2 separate regions of the Homo sapiens genome follow, and region 1 is linked to region 2. The links are chromatin contacts, found by Hi-C in ENCODE. All regions are on one chromosome and are shown on one strand. The core of a region is the stretch at or near the end of the contact, and the rest is flanking DNA. Distances in the headings are between cores, read along the strand shown. Region 1 has its middle 26 kb from the start of LOXL1. Region 2 holds the start of INSYN1 (inhibitory synaptic factor 1).

What was found. A loop is a pair of places that touch in the nucleus more often than their neighbours do. Pooled maps may share reads with other maps.
Region 1: a loop to region 2 is called in a map of sigmoid colon, with 2.7 times the contacts of the local background. The contact joins the enhancer-like site here to the promoter of INSYN1 in region 2. A Hi-C loop is called at or near these places in 2 of 168 maps with a recorded cell type or tissue (esophagus muscularis mucosa and sigmoid colon) and 8 of 50 pooled maps.

The regions. Positions count from the first base shown.
Region 1 is chr15:73,898,222-73,903,110 of GRCh38, forward strand. It overlaps a transcript of TBC1D21 not described here. Among named protein-coding and RNA genes, the nearest start is that of LOXL1, 26 kb to the right of the region's middle. RefSeq lists an enhancer at 4,091-4,592. Within about 2 kb of position 2,155, at least 2 of the 41 ENCODE cell types and tissues checked have a DNase peak (open chromatin) inside an H3K27ac peak, as active enhancers do.
Region 2 is chr15:73,750,840-73,756,186 of GRCh38, forward strand. It overlaps INSYN1 (inhibitory synaptic factor 1), which reads right to left and starts at 2,512. Exons shown (of 3, transcript NM_001039614.3): 1 at 1,271-2,512; 2 at 136-858. The coding sequence starts at 291. RefSeq lists an enhancer at 629-1,402.

The sequences.
Region 1 (4,889 bases), core at 905-3,404, 150 kb after region 2:
CCGTGTGGCACAGGGTGCAGCTGTGCAAGCCATGCCCTCTGGCCACAGGGCAGGTCATTAGGCCAGCACTCATCCCCTGCCACGGTCAGGGCTGTGTGGGGCTGGAATCAGAGGCCTCCTCCGTTTCCTCAACCTGATTCCTAAACATTACCTGTTTCACTGTGAAAAACCATCCACGGACCTCTCCTGTGGTTTTCTACGCCCAAGACCAGCAGTGTTCAGTAGAAACAGAATGTGAGTGAACCACAATGTATTTTAAAATTTTAATAGCCACATTTAAGAAGAAAAAGAAAACAGGTGAAAAAAATGTGTTTAGCCCAATATATTCATAATATATTCATAATATATTGTTTCAATGTGGGCTGGGCACGGTGGCTCATGTCTGTAATCCCAGCACTTTGGGAGGCTGAGGTGGGCGGATCACTTGAGGTCAGGTGTTCAAGACCAGCCTGGCCAACATGATGAAACCCTGTCTGTACTAAAAACACAAAAATTAGCCAGGCGTGGTGGCATGTGCCTGTAATTCCAGCCAGTTGGGAGGCTGAGGCAGGAGAATCACTTGAACCCGGGAGGTGGAGGTTGCAGTGAGCCAAGATTGCACCACTGCCCTCCAGCCTGGGTGACAGAGTGAGACTCCATCTCAAAAAAAAAAAAAAAAAATATATATATATATATATATATACACACACACTCATATATATACACACATATATATAGTTTCAATATGGACCCAATATAAAATAATTAATAAAAATTTTACCTTTTTTGGCACAATGTCTTCAAAATCTGGCATATATTTTACACCTTTAACACATTGTAATTGGGAACAGCAGCATTTCAAATGCTCAGAAGCGCGTGTGGCTAGCAGCTCCCATATTAGACTTCACTAGCAATTGTTAGCTCCTGGTACCATCTTTACAGGCAGGTGAGTCTCCTAGGAGCCTGAAGTAGCCGTGGCCGAGAGGTCTGATGAGCTTCAGTTTCTCTACCTGAGAGCCCAGCCCTTGAGAACCTCCTGGGAAGCGGGTGAGCCTTGCTCCATGGCCCCTGGCTCACAGCTGGATGCACCCTCAATTCCTGACCTGAGGGCTCCCGCTCACAGGAAGCTGCCATCTGGTGCAGTCCCTCTAGAGGACAGAAGAAGGTTCAGGAGGCGCCCTCCTCAAATCCAGTCCTCCGGGTCATTCAAGGCCCCAGGCTGCACTCCCAGAGCTCCTTGCCCTGGGCCATGCTCCCACTTGATGCCAGGGCTGTGCTTCCGCTCTGTGTGAGGGGAACCTGAAAGGAAAGTTAACATTTAGATAGTGGAAAGGAGAGAGTAAGGAAGGAGATCCAGGAAGGCAACAGTCTGGCCAAGGGTCTGGAGGTGGGAGGTGGCGGGACAGGAGATGACAGGGAGCCCAGGCGGAATCAGAGGAGAGAAAAGAGGAACAGCCGTCGCCCTTGGAGAGGGGTGTGTGTATGAACGCTAAATGCCGAGCCTGGACAGAATGGAGCCATAGAAGTCTCTGAGCCAGGGAAGGAATTCAGTGAGATCAGGATTTGAGGCACATTAGTCTGGGGGCTGTACAGAAAGGACTGGGAAGGGAAAGATGAATGGGAAAGTAAGTGGGGTAATTAAAAACATAGGCAGGAACGCAGAGCACTTGGACCTTCTGTGGTTGGCCCCAGGGAGCTCAGCCTGGGATGCGGGCCTCTGTGCCAGAAGTCTGCACAGGGGACTGGGCCAAGGGCTTTGAGGTGGGCAGCCCAGGAGTCCTGGGGCCCCGCCCCCTCTGCCTGTCTCCAGGAGAAACTGGACAGCTCCCACAGAGGGACTTGCAGAATCAGTGGTTTCTGGCGATGTGACTGTGAGTTGGGTGTGGGTTTGCTTCTCCCTCCTATACATCCATCACCACCCGTTCTCTGCCCTGAATGCCAGGGTCTGAGGGCTGAGCTGCCAGCCCTGGGCTCCTGCAAAGCCAACATATAATTCCGGGCCACTGAGAACCCAGGCAAGACTTTTGTGAGAATGAAACAAGACAGGCCCCTCTGCGCAGACACAGCCTCTTGGCAGATGGTGCCTTCGTGCTAAGCAAAAAGTGCCCGGCGCGGGCTGGGTTTCAATCCCCACCACACCCTTGGCTGAGGCCTGGCACACGAACCATGTAACCATGCACGGCAGTCCTGCATAATTCCCAGTGCTGGGGGAAATGGTATGAAAGGGGTGAGTCATACTTGAAAACCACAAGGCACCAGAGAAGAGACCTTCATATGAGACCCCCTACCTGTCCTGCTTTCTCCTTCTCCCCTGGACCAGGGGCCCAGAGCTACTGGGGGACTGGGCAAAGGGAGGTACAGCAAGAGCAAACTCGCTGGATCCAGGGAGTCATAGCAGCAGAGTCTCAGGCCCAGGCACAAAGCCTGCATACATCTCTCTCCTGGAGCCAAGTGAGAACAGTCCTAGGAGAGAGGCAGGACAGAGACTAGAGTCTTGTTTTTAAAAAAACTGAGGCCAAAAGAAGTTCAGTGGTCTATTCAAGATGATGCAGCTAATAAGTAAGGGTGGACAATGAGAGGCAAAGTCACAGGGTAGCGAAGAGGCATCAGGCAGACCTAGGAAGAGTCCCAGCTCTGACTCTGAGCATTCATTGAAGTTCTTCAAGTATCAGTCTGCTCATCTGTAAAATGCGGCTAATAGCTACGGTTATTCCTAGGATTAAAGACAGCAGTGTATGTAAAACACTTAATGACAATTATAGAAACTGGGACTCAAAGCCCAATTTCTTGCCCAGGGAGAGATGTGGATGCATTGCAGAATTCCTCAATAGATCAGGAAGTCCAGGATGTTAGAAAGTTGTCGAACTACCAGGCCCACAGAGCAAAGAAAGAAGATTCAGAGAGATGCACCTTCCACAGCTCTGGGGATGCGTAGCTGTGCCTCCGAGGCCTGCTTCGGGACCAAGGTGAGCATGGCCGAGGGCTCAAAGTTGAGTCCCTCTCCATGAACTGCTCTTGGCCAAAAGGAGCTGCCCCATTTAAAGCCACATCCCCTGCACAGGGAAGCCTCATCCAATGATTGTGTAAGTCCCTGGGCCAGGCTCTCTTGCCTCAATCTGGGGTAACTCTGCAGGCCACCACAGCCCTGGAGCTTCCCAGGGAATCACCTGCAACTGCCCACCTCTGCTCTTCTCTCCCCACAGGTGAGGGGCATGCCCCCAAGAGCACTCCTCATGCAAATGCCCATGTGCACATCTTCATCAGAGTCTGCTTCCCAGGTGTATTGTTTCCATGGCTGCTGTAACGAATTACCACAAACTTGGTGGCTTAACGTAATGCACATTCATTCTCTTACAGTTCTGGAGGCCAGGAGTCTGGAATCAGTTTCACTGGGTTTGAGTCATGGTGTCATCAGGGCTGGTTCCTTCTGGAGACTCTAGGGGAGGATCTGTTTCCTCACCTTTTCTAGCCTCTGGGTGCTGCCTGCATTCCTGGGCTAGTGGCCGCTTTCTCATGTTACTCCAACCTTGCTTCCATTGTCACATCTCCTACTTCCTCCCCTGACCTTCACCCAAATAATCCAGGATAATCTTCCCATCTCAAGATCCCTTTTTTTTTGTTTGTTTTTTTGAGGTGGGTCTCACTCTGTCACCCAGTCTGGAGTATAGAGGCACCACCATGGCTCACTGCAGCCTTGACCTCCCAAGCTCAAGCAATTCTCCCACCTCAGCCTCCTGAGTAGCTGGGACCACAGGCATACACCACCTCACCCAGCTAATTGTTTTTATTTTTTTGTAGAGATGGGGACTCACTTTGTTGCCCAGGCTGGTCTCGAACTCCTGGCTTCATGCAATCCTCCTGCCTTGGCCTCCCAAAGTTCTGGAAATTACAGACACGAGCCACCGCGCCTGGCCAAGATCCCTAACTTAATTACATCTGCAAAGTCACTTTTGCCATTCACAGGTTCTGGAAATTAGGATGGGGATATTTTGGGGGACTATTATTTAGCCTACCACACCGAAGAACCTAACCAAAGAAAGCAGCTGCCTGCCTGCCGTGGCCCTCCTCATTGCCTTCCAAGCATCCTCTTGTTGACACCTCCCCAGCAAGGGCAGTCTCACTCCATCACAGGACGGTAGGAGGGGTCTGGCTATGGAAGGCCTGTCTCTGGAGTCAGTGAGCCCTATCGGCCTGAGGGTGTGTGATACCCAGCTATAAGGAAGGCTTAAGCAAGCTGGAAGCCTTTGAAATCCAGAAATACCTGTCCCCTCTTTTCTCTGCCTCTCAGCCTATGTCACATTTCAAGACTTGGCTGCTGCAAGAAGCCTTCCCCAGAGCAGACAGAACAGCTCCCTCTTCTCCAGCCTCCACCATGCTCGATGGTGGCACCACTGGTGCCCACCCCACAGCCCACTGCATGCATCTGTCATTGCATGCCTGCCTCTCCCCTCGACTGTGCAGTAGGTCTTTCTCATTTTCCCATCCGCTCCATGCTTAGCATGGGGTCTGCTCCCCTGGAGAGCAGAGACCTTCTCTGCTTCCAATCAATCAAATAAATGCTTGTAGAACTGGGTCATGCCGAGCCAATCCACAATTCCCAAGGAGGAAGACAGAAGTGTGAGGTGTCAGCTGAGTGCCCTGGTGGCTCAGTCTGAATCAGTGCAGGCTGGGATGCCCTGGGGAGGCCCCCCTCTACATTTCCATCAATCCGGGTCGGGTCTGGCAGCTGGTGGGGTGACATGCTGCTGCTCCCGCAGGTCTGCCTGCTTGTCTCCCTGGCTCAGAGCAACTCCATAACCAGACCCAAGCTCACCTGTTCACCAGTCCCAGCGACCGTGCAACAGTTTTCCCATTGTCCATACTTTTCAGAGTAGTCCATAGTCTCTGTGTGTCCTTCTCTCTTATTCTCC
Region 2 (5,347 bases), core at 1,262-3,761:
GAAAGAAGGTCCCCAGTAGAGTGACACATGTGCACGCAGCTTTGCACACTCCAACGTATTTATGAGTACGTTTTTGTGCCAAACCCAAGAAGGTTGGCTTAGGGTCTGTCTGGTCCCTCCTCACCCCTCACTTACCTCCCTCAGCTCCTTGGCCACCTCCTTGAGCTCGCGAAGGATGCCCTCAAGCTGCCCGATGACCATCTTCATGCGCTGTCGAATCCGCTCCCGCTCACCACCACTGCTGGGGTCGTCACTGGGCTGCCCGAGGTCCGGGGCGCCCCGAATGTTCATCGTTTACCACGTGGCCGCAGGCCTGCCCATACTCCCCCCAGCTGGGCACACACTGCGTCTGCCTCCACGGAGCCCCCCTCGGCTGGGCAGAGCTCCACATTTTAACGGCCCCCCAGCCCACCCTGGCCCTGGGCGGCCCTCAACCAGCCCCTGCCCCCTGCCACCCAGCCTCCTCTGCCTCTGGGTGGAGAGTGGGACACCCAGAGGGAGACAGAGTCTAGCAGAGGGGGTCAAGGTGAGGACACAGGAGAGGAGGGGGAGGGACCTTGGGTCCCAGGAGTGGCCTCCAGGTCTTGAAGTGCCTGTGGGTGTGCAGAGCTGATCTCTGCCTGAGCTTGAACACAGAGGCAGGGGGATGACTCTGCAGGGACTAAGGGTAAGAGATGCCCTTGGGATGGGGGAAGGCAGCAGGGATCCCCTCACAACTCCTAGGCAGTTGCAAAGGCAGAGGTCTCTGGATGCAACTGACACCTGCAGAGGGATGGTGGCCAGGGTCTTCCAGATGTGGAAGGGGCTCCGGATATGGGCAGCTCTGGGGAGGGAGCTGGATTGGAAGAGGGCAGCCCCCTGCGGAGAGAGCGAGCCTGGCGTCAGCCCTCCCAGGCTGCAGCACCAGCCGGCAATGCCGCTGCCTCCCTCCTCTCGCCAGCCTGCACCCTTCCTCGCTGGGGATTTTTTTTTCTTTGTGGGGAGGGGTGGTGGAGGCAGACGGTTTACAGCACAGCCCCTCCTCTAGAGGGAAAGGGAGGGAGCCCCTGCTTTAGAAGCAGAAGTCCTCAGCCTGCTACGGGGCACCCTGGCCGTAGCTCCCGCCCTCCCCCCCCACCTTCCCCCCAGCCAGGCCTGCCCAGGCTGGTTCACCAGAGGGCCTCTCCAGTCACCCATCCTCCCTCCTAGCGCCCCCAGGGTGCCCTCGTTCCCAGCGGACCCTCCCTCCCCCAGCCCCGCCTTCCCTCAGAACCCCCACTCCTGGACTCACCGAGGGTGGGGGCACCGGCCTTCCCTCCAAGCAGCGTCGGGGGCCAAGCCCCAAGACGGAGTTGGGGGGCCCCCAAGGCTCCCTAGGGCGGGCTTCTCTCTCTGGACCCTTCGGCCCCGGGCCTCAGGGAGGTCCTCCGAGCCGTGACCGGAGACATCTGGGCGGTGGGAGGGGGCGGGGCCTCCGCGCTCCAGGGAAGGGGGCAGGAAAAATCTTTCTCAAGCCTCTCCAGGCTCGGGGTCGGGAATGAGCGAGGGTCCGGCAGATTTGGGGCTCCGAGGCCACAGGTGACCGGGGCGCGGGGAGGCCGAGGAGACGCCGGGCAGGTCCCAGCGCGTGAGCCAAAGTCGGAGGGCTGGGAGGGCGCCGGGATCCCCTCAGCCCACGCCCGGCATTCCCCGGGCTCTGCACCGTCCGGGATTCGCTCTGTCCAGTCCAGATCGGCCGGGTCCGTGTTCCGCTGGGGTCTGCCCTGCCCTACCCCGCCCGGAGTGAGCTGGCACCGCCGGGCGCCCGGGACGCGCTCAGCCCGGACCCAGAACGTCCGTGCCCCGGCACCCGCGGCGTCCGGAGCGGCCGCGAGGGTCTGCTCAGCCCAGCCCCGCGGTCGGCCCTGGGCGAGACCGCTCCCACGGCTCAGTTCACGTTCCGAAAGGTCCGGAATCCACCGGGTCCCCGAGGAGGGGCGATGTCAGCCGCGGGGACCCGGTCCCCGCCGGGCCCAGCCGAGAGCGCGCGAAGCCGGGGGCCCCGGCCGGGCTGGGTTCGGCGGCCCGGGCGCAGGCGGGAGCAGCGCCGGGCGGAGGAGAGGAGAGGAGGCGAGAAGAGGCGAGGGGAGGAGGCGCGGCGAGGGGAAGGGAGGGGAGGGGGCGAGCGGCGGGCCGGGCCGGGCCGGGGCGCACTAGGCTCGCAGCCTCCGCTCGGCTCCGCTACCTCCCGTCCGTTCGCTCTCGGCTCCCCGCCTCAGCAGCCCCCGGGCGCCGGGTCGCCGCCGGTGGGGCAAACAGGCGCCGGGTCGGGGCTGGGCCTCCCTTCACCGCCTCGCCCTGCCCTGCCCCGCCGGGCTCCCGGGGCCTGGGCCCGCTCCCCAAGCGCCGCGGCGCCGCGCCGCCCGCGCCCCGGCCGCCCCCGGCCCGCCCCGCCGCCCCCCGCCGGACTGGCCGCCCGGGCGGGCGCTGGCTCCCTTAAAGGCCGCCCGGCTCGCTTGGCTCCGCTTGCCTCGGCGCTGTCAGGGAAGGGGCCGGCCCGCCGCGCCGGGAGGGAGCTTTTAAAGCGACACACACGCCTCCCAACCCCGAGGGCCAAGCGTGCGAGCCAGGGGGGTCTCGCCACCCGGGCGAGGGGGAAGGGTCTCGCTGGCGGGGCTGGAGGCGGACTGACCGGACCCCACGCCGGCTGACCTGGGGCGCGGAGGGACAGCGTTCTGGGGACTTCGTTCCTTTCCCACCTCTCCAGACACCCCCATTGCCCCCTTCCCCTACTGCACTGCCCCCAAGCTTCCCTTTTGGCCACGTTTCCCGCATCCAGACCCTCCCTTCTACCACCCACATAACCCAGCCCCTGACCTTGCCTGAAATCACATTCATTCAGAAAATAGAATACTGCCAACCTTTCCTGAGAACCTACTGTGTGCCAAGCTCTGGGTCGGCAGGGCTGGGGGTTGGAGGCTGTCTTGGACACCCATCGTTTCCTTCAGCTATTCAACAATTGACTCATGTATTAGAGGCCTTCTGTGCATCAGGTTCCATGCTAGGCTCCGGGGCCACCAGAGCATTTCAGGAAGCTCACGGCTCGGGGACACTCCTGAGTCACAACAGAGGCAAATTCTGGAAGCAATGTTAACAGGGGAGTAGGGAAGTGTGGGTTGGGTGGTGCAGTTCAGGCCAGGGCCTGGCGGGTTCTGCCAGGTAGGCCACCCCTGAGCTGAATCTCAAAGGAGGAGTAGGAGTGACTGTCAGTGTGGGGGGTTGGGGATCAGCATTCCAGGCAGGGAGGAGGGTGGGAGCACAGGCTCAGAAGCAGAAATGGGAGGAGGGGAGTTTAAGTTAACTGGGGCCTTTTAGATACCATTTTGACTGCAGACCACAGAGAGACTCAGAGACCATGGTTAGGAGCTTAGATTTTATCCCGGGGCGGAGGGAGCTTTGATATTGGGAGGAACCTGGGCCTGCTTGCCTTCTCAGGAAACCCCTCTGGGGCATTGTGAGTGGGTGTGAGGAGGTGCCACCGAGATAGAGCAGTTAGGAGGCTATTTCACCGTTGGCCAGAAGACAGTGGAGTCTATGAATCTATGCTCATGAGAGAGGCTGGGGCTTGAGAGTAACATTTTGTTTGTTTTTTTTTTTGAACCATCATTAGAGGGGTGAGATGAACAGGGACGCTGCGTAGAAGTAACAAAAGCAGTAGTTCTGGGCTGGAACCTCAGAAAAGAGTCCATGAGTGAGAGGGAGGAGTGATTAGAAAGATAGGAGAAGAACCAGAAAGTGGAGAGTTATGTAGGCCCAGTAGGAGGAGTTTGGGAGAAGCAAGTGCTCATCAGTGTCGAACGCGGCAGGGAGTGGCTGTGAGAGAAGGAACAGAAAGTGTCTATTTGTCTTGGTACTCAGGAGGCCACGGGTGACATGGCAGGGGCAATTGGTTTTGGAGGGTAGAAGGTGACAGGAACCAAACTGTTGGGCATCGAGGACTATGTGCCCAACAGTGAGGAACAGGAGTGAGTACAGATGACATTTTCAAAAGTTTAAGTGGCGGGGAAGCAGAGATCTTGAACTAGAGGCAGAGGAGGGGTCAAGGGAGGTGGGGCTAGGTGGTGGTTTTAGGCTGGCCCATGGGGGACTTGAATTCCAGAGACAGTGATGGTACTGTGGGTGCTAATGATGTTCCTTGGTCTCTGAGTTATCTCAGAGATGTATTCACAGGGGGCTGCTGGGGGAACTGACTCCTACTTCCTTGAGATTCAGCTCAGGGGTTGCCTTTGGAGAACCAGAAGCTGTGAGGGTGGGAATCCAGCTGCCCTGGGTTGGGGAGATGTTCTTCTGATGGGGTGGATCCAGAGGGCCCACCAATCACTTAAAAAATTGTAGCAAAATATGCGTAACATAAAATCTACCTTTTTTTTTTTTTTTTTTTTGAGACAGAGTCTCGCTCTGTCACCCAGGCTGGAGTGCAGTGGCGCGATCTCGGCTTACTGCAAGCTCCGCCTCCCAGGTTCATGCCATTTTCCTGCCTCAGCCTCCCAAGTAGCTGGGACTACAGGCACCCACCACCACGCCCGGCTAATTTTTTTGTGTTTTTAGTAGAGACGGGGTTTCACCGTGTTAGCCAGGATGGTCTCCATCTCCTGACCTCGTGACCCGCCTGTCTCGGCCTCCCAAAGTGCTGGGATTACAGGCGTGAGCCACTGCGCCCGGCCTAAAATCTACCATCTTAACCATTCGTAAGTGCATAGTTCAGTGGCACTAAGTACATTCACATTGTTGTGTAACCATCACCACCACCCATCTCCAGAACCTTTTCATCATCCCAAACTGAAACTCTGTGATTAAGAGCTGATAGCAGCCACTCTCTGTGGAGCACCTACCAGGCACCAGGCACTGGGCCAAGTACTTCCACATGCATTATCTTATTCCATCTCACAGTGACTTTCCATCACCCCTCCCCCCGCCAGCCCCTGGCAACCACCATTCTATCTTCTGTCTCTGTGACTCTGACTACTCTAGGTGCCTCATATAAGTGGAATCACACAGTCTCACCAATCACTTTTGTGGAAGCAGTGATGCTAAGGAACAGCCGAGACCAAAAATGGGCTAAGCCTGAAAAAAAAGAGTTTCTAGTCTTAGGTCCAGGGAATCATCCGCCCTCATCCAGGATGAGGGAGATGTGTTTGAACTGGCAAGGTTAGGAGACAGTGAGCTTGATTGGACAGGGTGGACTGTGACTGCTTAATACATAATTGATCTCGGGTCTCATTAATAGAAGCACAGTGTTTTGAAAAAGGGAGGTAACATTTCTTCTGTCATTTGTGTGGATCAAACTGTGCCTAGCACCTCAATTCATTGGGTGTGTCCATAGGAGGAC